Regions from separate parts of the Homo sapiens genome. Here region 2 is linked to region 1. Evidence: chromatin loops called from intact Hi-C (ENCODE). Cell type or tissue: heart right ventricle. All regions are shown on one strand. Each heading gives the region's core, and the rest is flanking DNA. Links, peaks and the distances in the headings are about the cores only.

The links. Hi-C counts contacts between places; a loop is a spot of excess contacts. Peaks named below come from ENCODE experiments on the same cell type or tissue, not always from the same donor. Only the 100,000 strongest peaks of a DNase experiment are listed, where the experiment ranks them.
Region 2: it touches region 1 in a loop (18-fold over the local background); 83 of 110 quality-filtered maps call a loop at or near these places.

What each region holds. Positions count from the first base shown.
Region 1 is chr16:57,515,747-57,526,815 of GRCh38, forward strand. It overlaps CCDC102A (coiled-coil domain containing 102A), which reads right to left. Exons shown (of 9, transcript NM_033212.4): 3 at 10,155-10,381; 4 at 5,322-5,430; 5 at 2,879-2,995; 6 at 2,322-2,531; 7 at 547-717. Among named protein-coding and RNA genes, the nearest start is that of CCDC102A, 15 kb to the right of the region's middle. RefSeq lists an enhancer at 4,184-4,353. In heart right ventricle, for the core only: CTCF peaks have their summits at 4,214 (motif pointing left) and 4,414; a DNase peak (open chromatin) is centred at 4,195.
Region 2 is chr16:57,415,648-57,423,647 of GRCh38, forward strand. It overlaps CCL17 (C-C motif chemokine ligand 17), which reads left to right. Exons shown (of 4, transcript NM_002987.3): 4 at 118-416. The coding sequence ends at 214. Among named protein-coding and RNA genes, the nearest start is that of CCL17, 15 kb to the left of the region's middle. RefSeq lists enhancers at 470-985, 986-1,501, 2,018-2,532. In heart right ventricle, for the core only: CTCF peaks have their summits at 1,583 (motif pointing left), 3,384 (motif pointing right) and 6,894; DNase peaks (open chromatin) are centred at 1,114, 1,574 and 3,504; H3K4me3 peaks cover 1,248 bases; H3K27ac peaks cover 3,229 bases.

The DNA of each region.
Region 1 (11,069 bases), core at 504-8,503:
GATATTCATCTGCCCATGGAGACAGTCACCCACCACTCCCCATCCATTAATCTAATCAGCAGCCCATCTAGCATGCCTAGCCATGCCTTCCTGCTCTCCCGGACACACCTATCTTCCCGTCAACCTGGCCTTCTTTCTCCCTCTGTATTCGTTCTTCCACCCACTGACCCAGTCAGCTGTCCATCCATCTGTCCACTCTCTACCCATCCAGCCATCATCTGTTCATACATCCATTGGATCCACCCATCCATCTGCCCGCCCTGCCTCTCTCTCCCATTCATCCATCCATTCATTCCTTTACCCATTGGTTCATCCATGCACACATCCATCTTGTCTTCTGTTCATTTTTCTTCCCATCTTCCCACCCACATGTCCATCCTGCCATCCATTCATCACGCACCTACCCACTCTATCCTGGGCGACTCCTGAGAGACAGGCTTGTGCCAGGCACCAGGGGCTGAGAATGGAGAAGCCAGGATGGCCCTGCGGCCCCCACTCCTCCCTGGCCAAGGTCTGTTGCTGCCCCTGCCCCTCTGTGGTCCTCACCTCGTCCTCAGCCTGGGCCAGCTCCTTCTTGAGCTCCTCCACCCGCAGCCGCAGCTTCTTCACCTCAGCCTCGTGCTGCTCCACCCGCCGGTTGGCATGTGCCAGCTCTGCCACCTTCTCCTGGAACTGCTTCTTCAGCTTGCCATGCACATGCTTCAGGTCTGCCAGCTCCTACAGGGCACAGGGATGGGGTGGGAGGGAGGAGGGAATCAGTATCAGCTTGGGCGCCATGCCAGGGAGTCCCACGAGGTCAGGCAGTTCTAGGGATGCTGGGTGTCTCTCCTTCCCAGAATCTCTCCATCTGTTGTCTGAAGTATCAGCAGTAGAGGTTTGGCTGAGCAGCCAGAGGCTGGAGGTGCCTTCCAGGGAGGTGAGAAGGCTGGGTGGGTGGAACCTGTGGCTCCGGTTTGGATGTGTAACTTTCAGATGCTACTGGATCTACCCTGGAGCTGTTGGAGCAGGGTCGGGGTTTCCGGGGAAGGATGAGGTCTGGAGTCTTCAGGGGCGTATGGCATTGAAAGAGCTGGGTTGGGAATGAGCTAGGCTGGGGAATGGGTGGGTGTCTCAGAGCCCAGAGTGGCTGGGAAGAGGAAGGGCAGCCAGCAAAAGAGATGCCCACCCTGGAGCTCTGTGAGTTCTCTAAGCCTCAGTTTCCATTTCTGTAAAATGGGAATAGGCATTGCCTAAAGGTCTCTTGAGTCCATCCTTTTTGTTCCATCTCTACTGACTGCAACCTGGTCCAGGTCTCCTCCCTCTCTTGTTGTCCAGGGAATGTCAACAGCTTCCCCCCAGCCTGTCTTCCCATCCTCTGCCCACACAGCCTGCTCACACTCCCCTCCTGCTTTAAACTCTCTCGAAGAGTCCCACCACTCGTGCCTCACTTACCACATCCCCCCGCTCACTCCCCTCCAGCACACTGGACTTGTTCCTCCAAAGCTCTGTGTCTCTTTCACCACGGACATTTATTCATGTTATTCCTAACTTCTCTCCATCCCCTCCCCTAAATCCGCACACTACCAGTTAACGGCTGCTTTTCCTGGAGAACTCAGTTTATTTATTTATTATTATTTTTTTGAGACGGAGTTTCTCTGTCACCCAGGCTGGGGTGCAGTGGTGCAATCTCAGCTCAGTGCAACCTCTGCCTCCCGGTTTCAAGTGATTCTCCTGCCTCAGCCACCCGAGTAGCTGGGATTACAGGTGCCCACAATGCTCGGCTAATTTTTGTATTTTTAGTAGATATGGGGTTTCGCCATGTTAGCCAGGCTGGTCCCAAAATGCTGACCTCAGGTGATCTGCCCACCCCAGCCTCCCAAAGTGCTGAGATTACAGATGTGTGCCACTGCGCCTGGCTGAGAACTCAGTTTAAAATGTCACTGCCTCCGGGAGGTATTTCCAGGACCGTGGGCCTAAGCCAGGTCTCCTAGTATCCCCTCTTCTTGCTGGTGACCATGAAGCTGTGTGATTGGCATGAATCTGTGTGACAGAGAGAGCCATGTGTACATCCCCCAAGTAAGTCTTCAGCTCCATGAGGGGAAGAGGGGAGGCCACATCTGTCTGTTCAGTGCTGTGTCTCTGGCACCTAGAGTGGAGCTTGGCACATAGTAAGTGCTCAATGAATGCGGCTACTATAATTACCAACTGGTCTAGCACACAAGGTGCTGAATACATGCAGCTACCATAATTATCACCAGGCCTGACACATAGTAGGGAAGCTGCGCTCTGGCTGGATGGGGAGGTGGCAGCCCCAGCACTGGCCACTCCACTCCTTGCCCCACCTTGTTCTTCTCGAAGAGCGCGGCCTGGCTGGCCCTCAGGTCGCAGTCCAGTGCGCTGGCTGTTTGCCGCCGCCGCCGGGCCAGCGCCTCCTCCAGGTCTCCGACCTGTGCCCGCAGCTTCTTGTTCTCCCGCTCAAGGCCCAGTTTCTCTGTCTCCAGCCGCTCCCGGCGGCCCCACTCCGCAGCGTTTTCGGCCTGCAGCCGCTCCATCTGCAGCAGGGCAGGGCAGAGTGAGGACTCCCAGCGGAGGGGGCATGCAGGGCCTGAGCTGGATGCCCCCGCCACCTCCTGGAGCCATTTTTGGCTCCAGGAAGCAGATCCAGCTGCATTGGCTGTAATTAAGCTGGGCTCATTTCATGGTGTACAGGATGTGAGGGCGCTTCTGGCCTCTGTGTGGGAGAGAGGCCTGCCTCTTGCAGATCAGGACACCATTGGATGTGGCTGGCCCCGCTCAGAGCACAGTCCTGGCCCCTGCCCTGTTCCCAGTGACCTGCTGATGGAGCAGGGCCCCAGGACCCCTAAACCCAGGTCCTCCTGGGTCCCATCCATGGCCTCACCTCGCCCCTCAGCTCGGCCATTTTCCGGTCCATGCTGGAGCGTGCACCGAGCTCATCTTCCAGGTCCTCAGACATGCGGCCCAGCTCGTCCTGGTGCGCCTCCTTCAGGATGCTGAGCTGCAGGGATAAGGCCCCACCTGGTCATGAGAACCACCAGGATATAGCCTGGAACCACCTCCGGGGGTGGGCGCCAGTGCAGGAGTGCTCAGCGTGGAGCCAAGGCAGCGCCCAAATGGGGCAGGCACCAGGTATTCCAAACAGACCTCGAATCTGACCACTTCTGCTCCTCCCAATGTCTCTCCTCCTCATTACTGTCTAGCCTCCCAGTGTCTACTCCTGGCCCTTCTCTGTCAACCCGTTTTCTACAACAGCAGCCCAGAGGGAGCTTTTAACAAAGATGAATGCAATCATACCACCCTCCTCCCACAAAGCCTCTGATGGCTCCCAGGTGCCTTAGGGTAAAGTCCAACTCCTCTCTACGCTCTCACAAAGCCCTGCACGATTGGACACCTACCCGCCGCTCCCCCTTAGTTCACTGTACTCCAGGCACCAGGGACTCCTTTCTGTTCCTCAGACACACCAAGTTCCTGCCCACCACAGGGCCTTTGCACATGCGTGGATCTTTCTGAGACACTTCTTAGGACTGATTTTTCTTATTCTCAGGCCTTGACCTAAAGGCCCCCTCCTTAGGAATGCCTCTTCTGCCCACCTGGCCTGGAGGAGGGGCCTCCTCATCCCACTCCCCACTGGAAAGCTAGCCTGGGAGGACGGGGAGCTTGTGCGTCTGTCCACCTTTGTGTCGTTGTATGGCCTGGGCACAGGGCCGCCCTCAGTGTACAGTGACTAATTCCAACACTGCTCTGCACACAGGTGCATCGGCATTGCTTGGCGTGCATTTAAGACAATAACATTTCTTGCGGTATACAGCAAACCCCAACAAACTGCTGCTCCCTGTAACACACGGATGAGTTTTCAACACATAATGTTGAGGGAGAGACACCAGATACAAAAGAGAACCTTTATAATTTTCTACTAAATTGTACATTTGTGTTTCATTCGCTTTTCTTCGAATGATTATACTTCATAATTTGAAAAGACTAAAAGAACAGGGTCCTGGACCCAGCCCTGAAAGGTGCTGATTCAGGAGGGTGGAGGCGAGGTCTGGGAATCTGTATTTTAGGAGATTTCCTCAGAGATTCTCATGTAAGACCAGTCTTGGTCCCCTCCAGGACAGTTTCAGGCTCTAAAGTTCTGTGATCCTCCCAGCTGCTAGAAACCCACCGATCCAGTGTGGCGTTCCCTGGGTGGCTGCGCCCTCTGGTGGCCATTGAGGCCTGCACAGGAGGCCGTAGTGGCAGCTCAGCCTGCTCTGAGCCCCCACACTGCAGTGGTGGATTCCCTTCTCTGGAGCCTCAGTTTCCCTATCTGTAAGATGGGGACATGAGGACCCAGCTCCCTGGGCTGCCATGAGGCTTCAGTGACACCTAGTACAGATAGGAACCCAATGAATGCCACATCCAGCCTCCTCGTCTTCATCCTGGTCTACAAGGCCCCCTCCTGCGGCCTCGCCTCTCACTTCCTGCTCTCCAGCCACCTGGCCCTCCCTGTTTCCCGCACACGCTGGGCTTGTTCCTGCCTCAGGACCTTTGCACCGCTGTGCCTTCTGCCAGGAACACTCTCCCCTGTATCTTTTCAAGGACAGCTTCCTCTAGCCCCTTTAGGTCTTGCCTCAAATGCCACCTTCTTAGGCCTTCCCTGACCTACCACCCCATCTCTCTCATTCTGTTTTGACTCCTTCATAAATTATGAATCTGCCTGGTGACTGTCGGTCTCCCATGCCCACAGCCCCCACAAAGTGAGCTCCTGAAGGCAGGGACCTTGCCTGCCCAGCACTCAGAACAACTCAGAAAAAATAACATAACATAACATAACATAACATAACATAACATAACATAACATAACATAACATAAATAAAATAAAATAAATAAAATAAAATAAAATAAATAAAAATAAATAAAATTAAAATAAAATAAAGCCAGGCACTGTGGCTTACACCTGTAATCCCAGCACTTTGGAGGCCGAGGCAGAAGGATCACTTGGGTCCAGGAGTTCGAGACCAGTCTGGCCAACATGGTGAAACCCTGTCTCTACTAAAAATACAAAAATTAGCCGGGCGTGGTGGCGGGTGCCTGTAATCCCAGCTATTCGGGAAGCTGAGGCAGGAGAATCGCTTGAACCCGGGAGGTGGAGGTTGCAGTGAGCCAAGATCACACCACTGCACTCCAGCCTAGGTGACAGAGCAAGACTCTGTCTCAAAAAAAAAAAAAAAAGAACAACTGTTGGATGAATTAATGAATGAATTCTCTCTTCCATCTCCACTACTGAAATTCAACAGCGCGATCCTGCCGCCTCCAGGAAGACCCTCTGGTCTCCAAGACTCACCTGCTTGAGCATCTCCTGCTTGGTCTTGCTCAGCTCCTCATACTTGATCTTCCACTGGCTGAGCTCCCCCTCTAGCTTCTCAATGTTCCTGCTCAACGCCAGTTTATCCCTGGGGAAGGGACAGACATGGGGGTGAGCCCACCAAGGCCCTCTGCTTGGAGTCCTCACCAAGGGTGGCCCTGCTGTGTGCCCTCTGCACTTGTTGAGCCCAAGTCCAAAATCCTTGCCTTGGTATTCAGGCCCAGGCACCCTATGTGGCTAGAAGCACCCTGGCTTTGCAGTTCTCCTGGAACTGCATTCCCTATCCAAGTGCAAGTGCCCAGCTCACATTGTGGGGAGGTGGTCGGGGTTCCAGAGCACTGAGCATCCCCGGGCAAGTACCTCTCTCCTGCTGCACCTCAGGCTCATCTGAAAATGGCTCCAGGAGGTGGCGGCCCCAGCACTGGCCACTCCACTCCTTGGCCCACCTTGTTCTTCTCGAAGAGCTGTCAAAGACCACCCTGCTCCTGTCTGTTTTGTAGACTATGTTCCCTGCAAGGCTTGGTCTGAACACATGGTTCTGCAGATAGAAACACTGGAAAACACTGTCCAGTGACCCGAAGAGAGGGTTCTCTCTTGCCATCGACACTGTGTGGGATCCCTACATCCTCCCATAACCCCCACCCTGCCTTGATCTTGAATAAGGCACTGTAGGTAACAAGCATGATGCCTGGCCCTGGCAGAGTAGGTGCTCACCAATGGCTGAGCTCAGCATCACCTTCCAGCACGCTGCCCTTCATGACCCCACACCACACTGGCCTCTCTCTCTGAAAGTGGAACACTCCATGCCTCCAACATGGGGTTCCCAGAGGGGACAACGTCACCCTGTAGGAGGCATGTTGAAAACCCATGGCAACATTTTTGGCTATCACAATGATTAGGGGTCATTTAGTGGACGGGGGCCAGGGTGCCTGACTCCCTGCAATGCCCTGGGCGTCCTGCCCATCAGGATGCATCCTGCATCCTACTGAATGCATGCACAGCCCACTGGACATTGCTCGGGGTAGAGATGATCTGAGCCTACAGCCTCATTCTGATTTACATTGAAACAGAAAGTAATTTTTATACTAACATACACTGAATTTTCTAGGAATGGAATCACTGTATAAACTGAAGGAAGACTGCACTTTTCTTTGTTTTTAGAGAGAGGATCTGGCTCTGTTGCTCAGGCTGGAGTGCAGATCACAGCTCACTCCCTGGAACTGCACTCCCTACCCAAGTGCAAGTGCCCAGCTCATATTGTGGGGAGGTGGTCAGGGCTCCAGAGCACTGGGCATCTCTGGGCAAGTACCTCCCTCCTGCTGTACCCCAGGCTCATCTCTTAAAGACTACCCTGTTCCTGTCTGTTCACAGCTCACTGCAACCTGGAACTCCTGGACTCAAGCGATCCTGCCACCTCGAGCTCCCAAAGTACTGGGATTATAGGCATGAGCCACGGTGCCCGGCTGCACTTTGCTTTGTTCAGAACTTTACCAAAGGCTGTTCATCTCTCAAGAAAGCGCATCGCAGTGACACCACTTGTGTCTTTGAGTTGCTAAGTCTGCACACCTGCATGAGCCGCCTTTGTAGCTGTCCTGCGAGGTGACTTAAATGTGCAGATACATGTAAGCCTTCAACACAACACCTGACTCGGAGCACATGCTATGTCTTTGCTGTTATAACTATCGTCACTATCATCCCATTTAAAGACACCCACTCTGACCACTTCACCATTTCTTCTAGAGGAGCTATGCCCAAGCACTCCCATATCACAACACGTGTATTTTAAGTTACTTTCAGGCTGGGCGCAGTGGCTTACACCTGTAATCCTAGCGCTTTGGGAGGCCAAGGCAGGTGGGCTCCCTGAGCTCAGGAGTTCGAGAGCAGCCTGGGCAACATGGTGAAAACCTGTCTCTACTAAAATACGAAGAATTAGCTGGGCGTGGTGGTGTGTGCCTGTAGTCCTAGCTACTCGGGAGGCTGACACATGAGAATTGCTTGAACCAGGGAGACAAGAGATTGTAGTGAGCTGAGATAGAGCCGCTGTACCCCAGCCTGGGCAACAGAGCGAGACTCTGTCTCCAAAAAAAAAAAAAGTTACTTTCACTTCTACTTTATATTTCAGTTAGTGCACTAGGTTGATTTTTTTGCTTGTTTGGCTTAAACAGTCTAAATTTATTCTCTCATATTTCTAGAGGCTAGAAGTCCAAGATCAAGCTGTTGGCAGGACTGGTTCTCTGAGGGCTGCGAGAAAGAATCCGTTCCATGCCTCTCTCCCAGCTTCTGGCAGTTTGCTGGCCATCTTTGGTATTCCTTGGCCAAAGATGCAACAATGTCCGCAAAAGCATCACCCTGACCTCTGCCTACATCTTCACAAAGGCATTATAGTGATTTTTTTTTTTTTTTGAGACAGCGTCTCTCTCTGTCACCTAGGCTGGAGGGTACTGGTGCATTCATACAATCACAGCTCCCTCAGCCTCGACCTCCTGGGCTCAAGCGATCCTCCCGCCTCAGCCTTCCAAGTAGCTGGGACTACAGTGGCACAGCCCCGTTCCCAGCTAATTTTTTTTTTTTTGTAGGCCAGGCACAATGGCTCATGCCTGTAATCCCAGCACTATGGGAAGCTGAGGTTGGTGGATTACCTGAGGTCAGGAGTTCGAGACCAGCCTGGCCAACATGGTAAAACTCCGTCTCTATGAAAAATACAAAAATTAGCCGGGTCTGGTGGCTAATTTTTTAGCCACCCTCTGGGTTGTCCCCTCTGGGAACCCCATGTTGGAGGCGTGGAGTGTTCCACTCTCAGAGAGAGAGGCCAGTGTGGTGTGGGGTCATGAAGGGCAGCGTGCTGGAAGGTGATGCTGAGCTCAGCCATTGGTGAGCACCTACTCTGCCAGGGCCAGGCATCATGCTTGTAACCTACAGTGCCTTATTCAAGATCAAGGCAGGGTGGGGGTTATGGGAGGATGTAGGGATCCCACACAGTGACGATGGCAAGAGAGAACCCTCTCTTCGGGTCACTGGACAGTGTTTTCCAGTGTTTCTATCTGCAGAAACATGTGTTCAGACCAAGCCTTGCAGGGAACATAGTCTACAAAACAGACAGGAGCAGGGTGGTCTTTGACAGCCCTTCGAGAAGAACAAGGTGGGCCAAGGAGTGGAGTGGCCAGTGCTGGGGCCGCCACCTCCTGGAGCCATTTTCAGATGAGCCTGAGGTGCAGCAGGAGAGAGGTACTTGTCCGGGGATGCTCAGTGCTCTGGAACCCCGACCACCTCCCCACAATGTGAGCTGGGCACTTGCACTTGGATAGGGAATGCAGTTCCAGGAGAACTACAAAGAACATGCGCCAGAGGCATGGTGGCACATGCCTGTAATCCCAGCTACTCAGGAGGCTGAGGCAGGAGAAACACTTGAACATGGGAGGCAGAGGTTACAGTGAGTCGAGACTGTGCTACTGTACTCCAGCCTGGCTGACAGAGTGAGGCTCTGTCTAAAAAAAATATATATATATATAGAGAGAGAGACAGGGTCTTGCTGTATGGCCCAGGTTGGCCACAAGCAATCCTCTTGCCTCGGAATCCCAAAGTGCTATGATTACAGACATGAGTCACTGCACCTGGCCATTATATTGATTTTTTAAAAAGGAGTGTGTAGATAGGTTATGCTATTGTCGTATTTAATTTCTGGACAGAAAAACTGCAGAATATTCATTATCATCAAGCTCGTGCCCTCTAAACTGCTCTGATCAAGGTCACTGGTGACCTCCACATTCTAAATCCAATGGTCCAGGGCTCAGCCCTGTTCTTACTGATCACTCTGTCCTCCGGGAAACGGTTTCTTGTGGTTCCCCTTCCCAGCCCGGCTCCCTTCTCTTGTCTCCTCTGCTGTTTCCCTTTCCTCTAACTGACCTCTAAACTTGGCACTTCAGGGCTGGATCCTCTGACCAGTTCCCTATCCACACTCATTCCTTGGCCCTTGTCCACGCTCATCGTTTTATTTATTTATTTATTTATTTATTTATTTATTTATTGAGACAGAGTCTTGCTCTGTCGCCCAGGATGGAGTGCAGTGGCACAATTCCGGCTCACTGCAACCTCCACCTCCCGGCTTCAAGCAATTTTCCTGCCTCAGCCTCCTGAGTAGCTGGGATTGCAGGTGTCTGCCACCACGCCTAGCTAATTTTTGCATTTTTGGTAGAGATGGGGTTTCAATTCACCATGTTGGTCAGGCAGGTCTCCAACTCCTGACCTCAAGTGATCTGCCCACCTCGGCCTCCCAAAGTGCTGGGATTACAGGCGTGAGCCACTGCGCCTGGCCCAGCTCATGGCTTTCAATATCATCTCTTCACTGGTGACTCTTGCATTTTTACCTCCAGCCCAGGCCTGTCTCATGAACTCCAGACTCATTCACATCCCCAGCTGCCTCCCTGCCATCTCAAACTCACACGTCCAAAACCAAGGTCCCAGCTGCAACCTTCCAACTTCCCTGTCTCCATTCCCTGCTTTTACCCTGCCCACAGCCCTCTCCCCCAACTAGAAAGTACGTTTCAGGAAGGCAGGGGCTTCTGTCTTATTTACGGCTGTATCCTCAGGGCAGAGCACAGTGCCTGGCCCAGAACAGGTGCCTGGTAACGTATTATTTGAATGAATAAATAAAAACTTGCACTGAGTTCTTGGGTGGAACACCACTGCTCTACAGTTCCAAGATACAGTCTAAACACTACCTGTCATCTTCGTGAGTCTAATGTTCTGTGATTCTGAGGGCGTTGTAGCACGGCCTGGCCCTGGCCCTGCCCCCTCCCGCCTCCCACGACTCACTCTCGCTCCTTGAGCAGCACCTTCTGGGACTCATCCAGCCGTAGCCGCAGGGCGGTCAACTTGGAGGCCTCCTCCTCCGTGGCAGCTGTGTCCTCCCAGGGTAGCCGGCTGCGCTCCTGGCGGCCTGAGCTGCCCCGCGGGCCCCCAGCCCCCAGGCTGCGCGCCTCCCAGCAGTCCTCAGACTCCTCTGGCATGCTCTTCAGCAGGCTCTCCACCAGCTCCAGTTCCTGCGGGGACCAAGGTGGAGGCTGGACCAGTGGCCGCCAAGCCAGGCCCTGGGTCTGAGATCAGCTTGATGGGTAACCTTGGGCAAGTCACACAGTGTCTCTGGGCCTCAGTTTCCTCTTCTGCTGCCTGCCTCTCCATCTCTGGAGAAGGAAGACACACCCTGCTCTGGGCCTCCCCTTTCACCTCCTGGAGCTGCAGAGTGTCAGCCACCATGGTTCCCTGTATCCTAGAAGATTCCCCAGGAGAGGTGGTGAGCTCCCTGTCACTGGAAGTATGCAAACCTACGGCGGGGCACCGATGGGAACAAATGTTGAAGCAGGAATTCCTATAATGGCTTAAGCCTAGATTCCTTCCAAAGGAATTCTAGCTCTAAGATCCTGTTTTTTCAGGGGCAAATAGTAAGGCATGGGGAGACTGGTGACACAGGGAAGCAGTGCCTGTGAGGAGAGCCAGCTCCCAGACAGGAAGCAGTTGAGAAATTAGGAACCCAGGGCCGAGCCCCTTTCCTTCTTGCCATCCTGCCCTTCTTCTCCGCCCCGCCCATCTCCAAGGCCTGTCTCTGACACAAACCCACAAGGACCACAGCCCCTGTTCCAGCTTCTCCCACAGCCTTTCCAGATGAGTCTGGACCAGCCTCTTCCTGGCCCGGCCCTCAGTTTCCCTAGCTGGACTGGAGCGGTGGCCCTG
Region 2 (8,000 bases), core at 1-8,000, 100 kb before region 1:
CAACTTCCTGCCCCTCTTGGAGCCTTGGAATCCTGGTCAGCACAGGGCGGGCCGTCCCAGGGACTCTGGGGGCCCTTCCCCCCCTGCCACTCCTGGTAACGTCCTCCTTCTGTGTAGTTTTGTAACTGTGCAGGGCAGGGCCATCTGTTCGGACCCCAACAACAAGAGAGTGAAGAATGCAGTTAAATACCTGCAAAGCCTTGAGAGGTCTTGAAGCCTCCTCACCCCAGACTCCTGACTGTCTCCCGGGACTACCTGGGACCTCCACCGTTGGTGTTCACCGCCCCCACCCTGAGCGCCTGGGTCCAGGGGAGGCCTTCCAGGGACGAAGAAGAGCCACAGTGAGGGAGATCCCATCCCCTTGTCTGAACTGGAGCCATGGGCACAAAGGGCCCAGATTAAAGTCTTTATCCTCAGTCTGTGTCAGCGTGTCTGTCCCCACAGCGCAAGATGCGCTTCCACTCCGGCCTGTCACTCTGGGAGGGTTCTCAGAGAACCTCTGGTCCTGCCCTGTGCAGGTCGGAAAGGGAAACTGAGGCTGAGAAGGGCACGTGGCTTCCGCAGACCACGCACCAGTGAGGGGAGGCCCTGGTGAGAGGCCCGGGCAGGGGCGGGGTTGGCGGGGTCCTGGGAGGCGGCCGCTGGATTCTCTCCCTACCCACCCCAAGGTCTCCCGGTTTCCCCCCAGCCCAGCTCCTGTTCTTGCCCCACGTGGAGCTGAGGACAAACTTCCCCGAGGTGCTGGAGTCAATTTCACAGACTGGCCAGGACCCTGCCGCAGGCCACAGCTCTGCCCAGTGCTGGGGAGCCCCCTGGCCAAGGGTGGGGGAAGCTTGTAGCCCTGTCCTTGCCTTCCCCTGCACTCACTGCAGTCCAGCTGGCCCGGCTCCTCCTGGCCCTGGCTCCCTCTCCCCGCTCAAACTCCAGACCCCAGCTCCAGGGCGAGGGGGCTCTGTGGGTCCTGGGCCCTCTGCCTGCGGCTGACTTCCTAGCCCACTCCAGGCTCAGGCAGGCGGGCGCCACGCGGCCCTGTGGTTCCTCCTGACTGAAGTGTGATCCCCACCCGGCCCTGGCTGCGCCCAGCCTGCCGGAAGCCGGCCCAGCACAACCGCCCACCGACTCGCTCCCCCAGCTCTTAGGGACTGCCCTGAAGCCGACCCCTGCTCCGCGTGGTTCTCTCATTGTGTGTGTGTGTGTGTGTGTGTGTGTGTGTGTGTGCGTGCGCGTGTGTGGCAGTCCCAGCTCCTCCATTAGGTTGAGAGCTCCGTGAGCCACTCCGGGGACCCCACACCCCTGTGCTAAAAAAGATGGGGACTAGAGGCTCAGGACACCCCACCCCCAGACCCCTCTGCCCATGCCCAGCTAAGGGCTGAGCACAGAGGAGTCGGGGCCTAAGCCTTCTAGTTCTCTCTCACTCTCCCAACCAGCGATGGGGCCGTGGCTTCTCTCTGAACACAGTTTGGCGGCAGGGGCGCGGGTCCTTCTCTTCCGAGGACCTTGTGGCGGGCATTGTTTGGTGGGGCTGCGGTTAGAAGGGCAATTTCCAGGCCCGGCTGTTGCCTCCTGCTGCTCCCTTGTGGCCAGTCAGCTCATTGCAGGGCAGATGATAGAACCCAAGTTTACTTTCCAGTACGGGCACAGCGATAACGAGGTTGATAAAACCAGTGAACTGGCTTGCCTGTGACTCTAGGGTCTCTTCAGCCGCAAGTGGGCTCATCTCCTGTCCTGATGCCGAGGAGGATCACTTGAACAACTGCCTAAGACCCAGAGTCCTGGGGATGGCCCAGTCTGAGTTCTTCATGGAAAATTGTCCTCTGAATCCACCGGGAGGAGGAAGGATGATCTAAAAAGGGAGGGAGGCAAGGAGAAGCTCCTAAGACAGCAAAGGCCAGAGACAGCCGGGGTCTGGACCCCTGCACCCTGCAGGCGAGAGCTGGAAGGACTCTCAGAGTGCAATGGCTCCATCTCAGCTCACTGCAACCTCCGCCTCCCAGGTTCAAGCGATTCTCCTGCTTCAGCCTCCTAAGTAGCTGGGATTACAGGCGCCCGCCACCACACCCGGCTAATTTTTTTGTATTTTTAGTAGAGACGGGGTTTCACCATGTCGGTCAGGCTGGTCTTGAACTCTTGGCCTTATGTGATCCACTCGCCTTGGCCTCCCAAAGTGCTGAGATTACAGGCATGAGCCACCGCGCCTGGCCTCCAGCAAACTTCGTTTAAAAAAGCAAGACCTTTTTTGTTTTTTCCCTACTGAAATCCTACTCAGAAGCCCATATTGTAAGCTTAGGTAAGTAGAGCTGCCGTGGAGGCCTGTGAGGAGGTGGGGAGTTGCCAGAGGGTCCCTGAAAGTGAGATAGGGTGGGGCATTGCATAAAGGCAGGGAAGAGGTGGATCCAGGACTGGCAACAAAACGCAGGATTCAGAATCCAAGTATTCACGAGCAGCATCCGGTGCAAGCTGGGGGATGGTGAGATGCAAGAGATAGGACAACTGCCATGTGACCTTAGGGCATTTTAAGGAGGTGTGACCTGGAGACTGCTGTGATTGGAAAGACTGCTGGGAGGGAAAAAGAGGAATGGGCAGGTTCGGGGTGAAAAGTGAGGAGAAGCGCCAGACTTATGTTGTTTCTTTCACCTGGTAGGTGCCTCCCCTCCTCCCCCACCCCACCCCTGCTTTTTTTTTTTTTTTTTTTTTTTTTTTTTTTCAGATGGAGTCTGGCTCTGTGACCCAGGCTGGAGTGCAGTGGTGCGATCTGGCTCACTGCAACCTCTGTCTCCCGGGTTCAAGCGATTCTCATGCCTCAGCTTCCTGAGTAGCTGGGATTATAGGTGTGCACCACCACACCTGGCTGATTTTTGTATTTTTAGAAGAGATGGGGTTTTACCATGTTGGCCAGGCTGGTCTCGAACTCCCGAGCTCAAGTGATCCGCCCACCTCGGCCTCCCAAAGTGCTGGGATTACAGGCGTGAGCCACTATTCTGAAATCCAGTTTCTCTTCAACGCTCAACTCAGTGCTGCCTCTGCCACAGCCAGCCTACTCAACCTCAGCTGTGTGTCCTCCACCTGCACCCAACGCTCACCTTAGTCTAATCCTGACCACACTCTACCCCTTGTAATTGGAGCTGCTTGGGTGATTTACCCAATAAACTCACTGAGCAGGTATTTGGGTCAGGAAACAGTACCAGACTCATTTATGAGGAGGGAAAAAAGCTTTGTGCACAGTGTATATTTGATTTATACATTTTCATCAGTGCTGCTCAGGTGAATTCCACAAGGGGCACTAGTGGGGAAAGAGAAATTTCCTGGGGAGCCCTAATAACCCGGCTTGAAGCATATTGCATCTCCAAACGTGGAAATTAGAATTGGGTTGTTTTCCAGTGGCCCACCAGAGGGCACTCTGCTCTTAGGAGGAAGTTCTGAGGCTGATGCGCCAGGGGCCCTGACCCCACCAGCCAGACTCCGGCCCCATCGCTGTCCCCAGGGGCTGGGATCAGCCACATCTGGTTGTAGCTGCACTAGGCCTTGGGGCAGGGGTGTCTGTAGCTGGCCGGCTCTCCTCTTGTGGGAACAGAAGCAAAGAAACCGCCAATTACACTGTCTGGGGTTTGCTGGATGAAGAGGAAGAAGGAAGAAACCCTGCTGGGACTAGCAGGGCCACTAACTCCAGACGCAACCTGGGCAGTGCCAAGAGCTGTGGGCTGGGGTGTTTCACTGTGTTTTCTTAGAGACTGTATTTGGTCTATTTGGCATCCATTTATCACAGGGCCAAATCACAGGGCCAAAAGCATTTATACCTCCCCTGCAAGCTGGTTTTTGCAAGTGTTTGAAAGTAATAATAGTTACAAACCCTCCAACCAATCCCAATCACAGGCCCCCCAACCATCTCTATTTAACTCTCACACCAAGCCAGTATTTCCCCTGCCCTAAATCACCCAGAGCCAGGTAGAGACAACTAGGGACGGCCCCTAAGCCCAAGGCCCCCTGGAATTATTCCAACTAGCCAGACCCGGGCTGCTTCCCCTGGCCTGCCTTGCACTTCGGGTGGAAACCCCACAAAAGGCTGTGGCCTGTGCTGTTCTGATCCTTCCTTTCAGCCTCCTGACCAAACTTGGTGCTCCCCCTGTGGCCCCGTGTGTGGTCCTGCGTGTGTGCCATGCCCTGTTCTCCTGGGAGATGCAAGTGATGAATTCTTTCAGTGTCCTTGGTCGCTCTGTGTTGTCACTCAGTCACCTCCATCAATTCAAATCCTGGGGGTACATTTTAAATTTTTTAAATTGATGCATAGTAATTGTACATATTTATGGGATACATATGATACTGTGACACAAGCATACAATGCATAGTGATCAGATCAAGGTAATCAGGATATCCATCACCTCGAACATTTATCATTTCACTGTGTTGGGAACGTTTCAAATCTTCTCTTCTAGCTATTTTGAAATATACAATAGGCTGGGCATAGTGGCTCACACCTGTAATCCCAGCACTCTGGGAGGCCAAGGTGGGAGGATCACTTGAGCCCAGGAGTCTGAGACCAGTCTGGGCAACATAGTGAGACTCAGTCTTTACGAAATGCACAAATTAGCCAGGCATGGTAGCATGCGCCTGTGCTGCCAGCTACTCAGGAGGCTGAGGTGGGAGGATCACTTGAGCACAGCAGGTCAAGGCTGCAGTGAACTGTGATGGTGCCACTGCACTCCAGCCGGGGTTACAGAGGGAGACCCTGTCTCAAAAAGAAAAAAAAGGCTGGGCATGGTGGCTCACGCCTGTAATCCTAGCACTTTGGGAGGCCAAAGTAGGTAGATCACCTGAGGTCAGGAGTTCTAGACCAGCTTGGCCAACATGATGAAACCCCATCTTTACTAAAAATACAAAAAAATTAGCTGGATGTGGTGGCTGGCACCTGTAATCCTAGCTACTCGGGAGGCTGAGGCAGGAGAATCGCTTGAACCCGGGAGAGGTTGCAGTGAGCCAAGATTGCACCATTGCACTCCAGCCTGGGCGATAAGAGTGAAACTCCATCTCAAAGAAAGAAAGAAAGAAAGAAAAAGAAAGGAAGGAAGGAAGGAAGGAAGAAAAGAAAGAAAGAAAAAAGAAATACACAATAAATTGTTTACTATAGTCACCCTACTGTGCAATCGAACACTGGAAATTATTCCTTCTATCCAGCTGTTTGTTTGTACCCATTAACCAATCTCTCCCCATCACCCCTCTCCCCTAAATAGAACTACCATATGATCCAGCAATCCTACTACTGGGTATTTATCCAAAGGAAAGGAAATCAATATATCAAAGGGATACCTGCACCCCCATGTTTATTGCAGCACTATTCACAATAGCCAAAATATGAAATCAACCCGTGTCCATCAATGGAGTAATAAATAAATAAATTTGGTACATGTACACAACAGAGTACGATTCAGCCATAAAAAAAGAAGGAAATCCTGTCATTTGCAGCAAAATGGATGGACAGTCATTATGTTAAGTGAAATAAGCCAGGCACAGAAAGACAAATATCTCATGTTCTCACTCATATGTGGGAGCTAAAAAAAGTTTATCTTCGAAAGTACATTTTAACACAAAGGGTCAGGGACCTGTTTGGAGTCTCTGCTTTGCCACTGACTGGCCGTCGGACCTGGACACATGCGCCTCACCTGCCTGAGCCTCACCTGCCTGAGCCTATTTCTCCATGAAGCAATGGAACTGGACCTTCTCTCACCTGTTTGGGGATGTGCCAATATGGCTACTCCTCTACCTCTCACATCGCCCTTAGCGGACCACAGTCTTAGAAAACCTGCCGTTTCTGGTCGGACGCAGTGGCTCACAATCATGAGGTCAAGCGATCGAGACCAGTGTGACCAACATGGTGAAACCCCGTCTCTACTAAAAATACAAAAATTAGCCAGGCATGGTGGCGCGTGCCTGTAATCCCAGCTACTCGGGAGGCTGAGGCAGGAGAATCACTTGAACTCGGGAGGCAGAGGTTGCAGTGAGCCGAGATCACGCCATTGCACTCCAGCCTGGGTGACAGAGTGAGAGTGAGACTCTGTCTCAAAAAAAAAAAAAAGAAAAAGAAAAGAAAAGAAAGAAAAGAAAACCTGCCATTTCCTCATAATTGAACTGCCATCACCTGGATATTCCCTGTGCCCTTCTCCAAAGCCAGCATGGCAACCACGGGGGTGAAATACTCAGACGAGCAAAGGGATCAGGGCTTTAAGAAGCCAGCCTTCAGCCAAGCATGGTGGCTCACACCTGTAATCCCAGCACTTTGAGGGGCCGAGGCAGGCGGATCACTTGAGGTCAGGAGTTCAAGACCAGCCTGGCCAACAGGGTGAAACTCTGACAGTACTAAAAATACAAAAATTAGCTGGGCATGGTGGTGCATGCCTGTAATCCCAGCTACTTGGGAGGCCGAGGCAGGGGGATTGCTTGAACCTGGGAGGTAGAGGCTGCAGTGAGCCCAGATCAGTCCACTGCACTCCAGCCTGGGCAACAGAGTGAGACTCTGTCTCAAAACAAACCAACCAACCAACCCTGACCAGTACTCCTCAAAATGATCAAGCTCATCCAAAACAAGGAAAGTCTGAGAAACTGTCACAGCCAAAAATCAGCTTTCAAAGGACTTGTTAAGTCCTTGCACATACATGTTCATGGTGGGATATTTACTACAGCACAAAGCTGGAAACAGCCCAAGGCCTATCAACAGCTGAATGGATAAACAAAAGTGGTCTAACCATATAAGGAAGATTTTTCTGCATGGATACGCCCTACGATATGGGTGAAGCTCGAAACACTCTGTTAAGCTAAAGAAGCCAAACGCAGAAGGTCACACAGTGTATAATTTCATTCATATGAAATGTCAGAAGTAACTCCATGGAGTCAGAACGCCCACTGGTGGTGACCAGAGATGGTGGGAGAGGAAGACCGGAAGGGACTGCTTACTGGGGATGGGGTTTCCTTTCAGGGCAATGAAAACATTTTGGAACTAGATAGAGGTGGTGGTTGCACCACACTGTGAATGTACCAAATGCTGCTGAATTGTTTATTTTAAATCGTTCATTTTATGTTATGTGAATTTCATAAAAAAGACATATTCAATATTCACTTTTCTGTAGAGTAGCAGGCTTGGATGAGACATATATCAGCTCAGGACAAAGGAGTCCTCTGGGAGGACAGCGAAGGGATTTTGCCACTGCTGTATCACTTGTGTACGAAAAAAAGGAGTGATCAGAATCACACACAGCAAAGCTAGTTGTCTATTGGAAATTCTCTGTATTTGAAATCTTTCATGATTTAAGAGAAAAAATGTTTAAGTAATAATAGAAAATCAAAAAGGAAGGAAGGAAGGAGGAAAGGAAGGAAGGGAGGGAGGGAGGAAGGAAGGGAGGGAGGGAGGGAGGAAGGAGGAAAGGGAGGGAGGGAGGGGAAGGGATGGAGAGAGGAAGGAAGGAAGGGAAGGAAGGAAAAGGAAGAAAGGGGAAGGAAGGGAAGAGGAGAAGGAAGGAAGGATGGATGGTGGGAGGGAAGGGAGGGAGGGAGGGGGAGGAAGGGAGGGAGGGGAAGCAATGAAGGAGGGAGGGAGGGAAGGAGGGGAAGGAAGGAAGAGAGGGAAGGAGTGAGGGAGGGGAAGGGAGGGAGGGAAGGAGGGGAAGGAAGGAAGAGAGGGAAGGAGTGAGGGAGGGGAAGGAAGGGAGGAAAGAAGGAAGGAAAGAAAGGAGCATTCTAACCCAGCTGAGTCTGAACGCAGTCTCCAGATCAGCACAGAGGTTTGCAGAGGTGAAAGCCTCATGCTGGATGGTGGGCCACGGGTAACCAATGACCAGACCACCAGCTTGACCACCAGGAGTGACCACTGAAGGTGAGATCTGAAGTCACTGAGGGCTGAGTGGGGGCTTCTGTCCCTGCTTTCCCCGAGAGGGGTGAAGTAAGAGCCACCCAAGAGCTGCCCCATCCCCACCCCTACTTAGCACAAAGCTATTTTATACATTTGTGTAATTTGT